2 separate regions of the Homo sapiens genome follow, and region 1 is linked to region 2. A link is an interaction called in ENCODE POLR2A ChIA-PET data of the cell type or tissue named here. Cell type or tissue: A673. All regions are shown on one strand. Links, peaks and the distances in the headings refer to the core of each region. The heading gives the core; the rest is flanking DNA. Region 1 has its middle 250 kb from the start of LINC02165. Region 2 has its middle 260 kb from the start of LINC00922.

Evidence for each region. Peaks named below come from ENCODE experiments on the same cell type or tissue, not always from the same donor. Only the 100,000 strongest peaks of a DNase experiment are listed, where the experiment ranks them.
Region 1: POLR2A ChIA-PET joins it to region 2 with 9 read pairs; 1 of 35 experiments calls an interaction of 5 or more read pairs at or near these places.

What each region holds. Positions count from the first base shown.
Region 1 is chr16:63,974,967-63,977,885 of GRCh38, forward strand. No RefSeq gene overlaps it. Among named protein-coding and RNA genes, the nearest start is that of LINC02165, 250 kb to the left of the region's middle. In A673, for the core only: no CTCF peak of the experiment used is centred there; a DNase peak (open chromatin) is centred at 1,535.
Region 2 is chr16:65,832,306-65,835,224 of GRCh38, forward strand. No RefSeq gene overlaps it. Among named protein-coding and RNA genes, the nearest start is that of LINC00922, 260 kb to the left of the region's middle. In A673, for the core only: no CTCF peak of the experiment used is centred there; DNase peaks (open chromatin) are centred at 596, 1,346 and 2,566; H3K27ac peaks cover 2,500 bases.

The DNA.
Region 1 (2,919 bases), core at 236-2,735, 1.9 Mb before region 2:
TACACAGGTTTACCATTTCTCTGAGTATTCATTTCATGGCAAGGGTTGCTGTGCTATGTAAAACCTATACTAAATAAATGTGTATGCTTTTCTCTTGTTAATCTTTTGTCAGAGGGGCATCAGCCATAAATCTAGGATGAATGAGAAATAATATGTTTGCTTCTCTATGCCAACCAGTGTCCCCTTTAATGGCACTACACCTTAAGGATATGACCACAACCTGAGAAAGTCTGAATCACGGCCGGGCGCGGTGGCTCACGCCTGTAATCCCAGCACTTTGGGAGGCTGAGGCAGGTGGATCACGAGATCAGGAGATAGAGACCATCCTGGCTAACATGGTGAAACCCCGTCTCCAATAAAAATACAAAAAATTAGCCGGGCGTGGTGGCGGGCGCCTGTAGTCCCAGATACTGGGGAGGCTGAGGCAGGAGAATGGCGAGAACCCGGGAGGCGGGTCTTGCAGTGAGCCGAGATCGCGCCACTGAACTCCAGCCTGGGAGACAGTGAGACTCCGTCTCAAAAAAAAAAAAAAAAAAAAAAAGAAAGAAAGTCTGAATCACAACAAGCATTTTCCCCCCATTTTTTCCCCCAGCCAACAGCATTAAAATATTTTACACAGACCTATAATAGAAAGACCATGGTCTATCTTAGGTCTCAATTGAGGGCCGTGAAATATGTGCTTAAATAAGAAGCTTTATAATAAAGCCCAAGATTCAAAATTTAGATTTGTGTGAAGAGGGTTAGGTATATCTGAGTTCTATAAAATGCGATGAGTAGAAAGGAGTGAAGTTGATAAATGATTGGGATTATACCAAGATTATAACAAATAACTGCTATTTACTGTCATTTTATTATGCTGCTGTAATCTCATTCAGTTAGTGGTTATCCTGTCATCCATTCCCAGAATTTCAAGTGTGCATTTGACAGGTGAGTAAACCTAGCTTTTTTATTATTTAATCCTCTTGCCGAGGAGCTCATCATTGCAGGTAGAGTTGACATTCAGAACAGTATGGCCCAGCTCTAGATCTCACACTTCATCACCGGCTTAGACTGTCCTCTGGACAAGGTATTAAAGTGAGAATTAGGGAACACCAAGAGAGCCAACTTCTGGAAGTACTTGTCCATGTACGGGGAGGCAGGGGCTGCCTACAAAATACCAAGTTGTAAAGTTCATGGAGATATACGTGTGCATATTTGAAGGTGGAAGGATGAGATGGGGGTCAGAGAGATTTATGTTATAAATGTAAAAAAATTAAAAAAAAAAAAACAGACAACATCTGAGTGGGAGATGGGAGTGGAGGGAAGAGAGCTAGAGAGGCACCAGGCTATGGTCAGTAAAGCAAATGCTTATTTCCCTGAGTCATATAGGATTAGGTCAAATGAAGGAGATTTTAGTTTGGATCTGCCTTTTACCTGAACACAGTCTTGACATAGCTCCATTTATCCTCTTTCTTCTTTGGTAAAGATAGGACCGCCTTTGACAGTTTAAACATATTCATCCAATTACATGTTAAATTCCGAGCAACACTAAACCTCCTGTTGCGAAAATGCCCTGCAATACAGATTTGCAATCTTCTAGAACCATGATGTTTATCTAAATTGTCTGAGTTTCCTGACAGGATCGACAGACTAAAGAGAAGAGAATACTGTCAATTCTTTTGAGTATTTTAGCAGATTCTTAAAGAATTACACAAATCTTTAGCTTTTTTTTAATGCAACATGAACATTTACTTTCTGTTTTATTTAGAGACACTATTGCTTGATTTTACTGTGTTGAATACGCACGAATAGATCAACAATTTACCCTTCCTCTTTCTAAGCGATTGTTATTCTCCTAGAAATATGGACCGAGTAATTAAGAGAAGCCAGTTGTGCTGTGAGGTGGAAATAACATCAAATTGACAGTCAGAAAAAGAGAATTCTCTTCCTGATTCCGCTATTAATCAGCAGAATAATCTCAAACCTGCCATAAACCTATCTGTGCCAAGTGCTTGTGTACAAAATGAGGAGGTTAGACTTTATAACAGATGATCTCTAAAATATTGTCTATTTTAAATCAATGAACACATTATTTGAAAATAAATTTCATTTTGTTTGAATAAAATTTGAATAAATATACAGCTCTCAGTGCTCATATCTTTTTCATGTCTCACCAATGAAAATCATGAGATTATTTTTGTAAACATTTAAAATGTCAATTTTTTCCAAAGAGAAGTTATTTTAAACTGTAATAAACTATGTGTTCACTTTTCACAGAACTCTGTATCTTCTTTCTTAATAGCAGTGACATATCATGGACAATGTTATTAGAACTGCACATTTAGGCTGAAGAATGAGTCCCTTAAACCTATCTTTCATACATGGATTTTAAAACCTAATATTTAGCAGACTTTGTTCAGTGATCTTAAGTTTAGTATATCAGTTTATTGAATATGTGCAAACAGTCCTTTGGAAAACTCCCTAATAAGCAATAGCATTTTACTAAAGATTTCTTCAAGAAAATCTAACGTGTGTAATATTAAAATAATATTTATGCCTCTATGCACCATTTAATTTCCTCCACAAGCTTTGAGATATTGTCTTAGTTGGTAAAGGTATTAATTACTTTGAAAAGAGGAAGAAAGATCAATGGAAATGGGACAAATTAAATAATTTTATGTTTTAGGGAAATCTGGGCAAGGGACACAATACCAACTAGTTAGCTCTGATGGAAATACCCAAATTAGCACAGATATTAACGTATATTTTTAGGGAAGGTTTTCAACATTATGTATTTAAAGCAGTAAGCAATGCTGGGTTTTTAAAAATTTTTTTTAGTCTTTAAATAAAAAAGCCATCATCTTAATTGCATTTTGTTTCATGCCTAAATTATAATATTCCTTTTATTGCAATGTAGTCATTTGTGTACATGTATGTTTC
Region 2 (2,919 bases), core at 103-2,602:
CTGGCTTCCCCACTGACAGCCTCTACCAAGCTCAGCAGTTGCCTGGACTGGGCAGTAACACTCACTCTGGATTCTGTGTGGCTGAGGCTGCTAGCCTACTTCCTGCACCAGCCAGGCCTGAGTAGCCTCAGACCCTCTGCTGGACAGCTCTGAGGGTTGTCAGCTTGCCCCCACCCCTGCCTTATGGTCAGGCCTGGGCTTGGTGACACATGTCCATTACCATCCGCCTCTGCCTGAGTTCCCATTAGTGTCTGAAATACTGTCATGATCCAGCATGAGCTGTGACAGGCTACAATTAATTAATTAATCAGTTATACTCTATCAGCAAGTACAGACCAGGAATGTTAAATAAACAAATTAAAGGCTATGTTTCACTAAAGCTCAGCCCAATGAAATAATAATGAGGCAAAGTTAACTGCTCTGAACAGAGGAAGAAAGAGTATTATAAGGAAATATACCAGTGCAGTAATATCCTTTAAAAATGCAGAGGGTATACTGCTGCAAAAGCAGCTATGACTGCCCCATGCTCTGCTCAGGGAAGGTGGTAGGAATGCAGCAGATGCTGCAGAAAGAGCAGGGCTCTGCAGACAAAATTGGACTTGAAGCCCAGCTTCGCTGCTTATCAGCAAAAATCCATCCCAGCTTTGCCACTTATCAGTAACTCCCTTAACTGCTTTGAGCCTCAGTTACCTAACTTACTAAAAGGAAGAGGAGGAGAATACCATTAGTAATTGTTTGGATTTTTTTTTTTTTTTTTTTTTTTTTGCCAGAGTCCAAGGACACTTTTTCAGACACACTATTAAGGCTGGGCCAGGGTCTTTCTCAGGTTGCAAGAGGGTGGTTCTGGGGCCAGACACAGTGGCTCACACCTAATCCCAGCACTTTGAGAGGCTGAGGCAGGAGGATGGCTTGAGCCCAAGAGTGCAAGACCAGCCTGGGAAACCTAGGGAGACCCCACCTCTACAAAAATGAAAAAATTAGCCGGGCATGTTGGCCTGCACCTGTAGTCCCAGCCACTATGGAGGCTGAGGTGGGAGAGTCGTTTGAGTCCAGGAGGTCAAGGCTGCAGTGAGCTGTGATTGCACCACTGCACTCCAGCCTGGGAGACAGAGTGAGACTCTGTTAAAAAAGAAAAGAGAGAGAAAGAGAGAAAGAGAGAAAGAGAGGGAGGGAGGAAGGAAGGAAGGAAGGAAGGAAGGAAGGAAGGCAGGCAGGCAGGCAGGCAGGCAGGCGGAAGGAAGGAAGGAAAGAAAAAGTAAGCAAGCCAAGAGCTCTGGAATCTTTGAGAAAATGGGTCCATCATTATTGCAGGATCTGTGGTTACTCATCCAGGAATTGCTATCTGGGCAGTTTTCCAGCGTCCTTGTTGGATGATAATGTTCTTTCCCAAGGCTTTATCTATATAGATCAGCATCTGTGGGGCCATGATAGAAGGTTAGCTATTTTTCTTCTAAGGCCTTCTGTTTAGAACCTGACTGTGGCCCCCAAGGAAGGCACCCTCACTTTTACCTAGGGCAGCAGCATTTTAATTCTCAGCTAATGATACCATCATGCTGGCATCTTGTGGGAATTTTTTTTTTTTTTTTTTGCCCCTCTACATTGAAGCCTCCAGTCCCTGTTCTGGCATAAAAAGGCAGATAGGGATTCTGAAAGCCAAGGAGAAAATGTCCTAGAGAATGTTCTGGAAGTTGGGGAAGAGGGAGTCAGAGGGCAAGAACTACACCATGGGTCGGTGACAGAGGCAGTCCCACGTCCCTCCACCCGCCGCGGTGTGACTTTGAGAGGTCAAAGGGAGGATTCCAGTCCTGCTCAAACCAAGAAAATGGTCATTATCTTAGGGTATTGCTTCCAATTAAGGCCCTTCTAATGGTGATGGGTTTTCCCTGCCAGATACAGGTAGAGAATTTAGGTGACAAATGGTTTGTATTATTCTGCTGACACCCTTTTTATCTTCCCAGTAATTCCAGAAGATCAGAGCTCTCTATAAGGTCACTGGATAGCTGTGGGGTGGTATTTGTGTGACCCACCAGGGTCTCCTGGAATTCTACAACTCACACACATCTTTACAGCTGGGACCTGGATACTGAACTTAATTATGCCCAAAGATAAATAGTAGTAAAACTACTAAACTACTAATAACACTAATGATAGGCCGGGCATGGTGGGTCATGCCTGCAATCCCAGCCCTTTGGAAGGCCGAGCCTGATGGATCACTTGAGGTCAGGAGTTCGAGATCAGCTTGGCCAACACGGTGAAACCCCGTCTCTATAAAAAATACAAAAATTAGCCAGACGTGGTGGTGGGTACCTGTAATCCCAGCTAATCAGAGACTGAAGAAGGAGAATTGCTGGAAACTGGGAGGTAGAGGTTGCAGTGAGCCAAGATGGAGCCACTGCACTCCAGCCTGGGCAACAGAGTGAGACTCTGTCTCAAAACAAAACAAAACAAAACAAACAAACAAAAAACTAATGACAGTGGTGGCACTATTTATTCATGACTTACCTTGTGCCAGGCCCTCTGCTAAGTGCTTTACATGCATTAATTCAGGGATTAGCAAATGAAGGCCACTGGCTGTATAAAGTGTTATTGGTACAGCCACACCCATTCATGTGTGTGTTGGCTGTGGCTGCTTTAGCACTACAATGGCAGAGTTGAATAATTAAGGCTGAGCACATACAGCCCACAAAGCCTAAAATATTTCCTCTCTATCCTTTTTGAGAAAATTTTTGCCAAGCTATGAATTAAAATTATCTTATTCTTACCCAAGCACAGTGATCTGGGGATCACTGTGACCATTTTATATAAAAATAAACTGGGATTTGGAAAGATTAAATACTTGGCCCAAGGAGACATAATTTATAAGTGGCAGAGCTGGGGACTGAAACCCCGGGCTTCAGAGTTCAAGCCTGGGAATCCTAG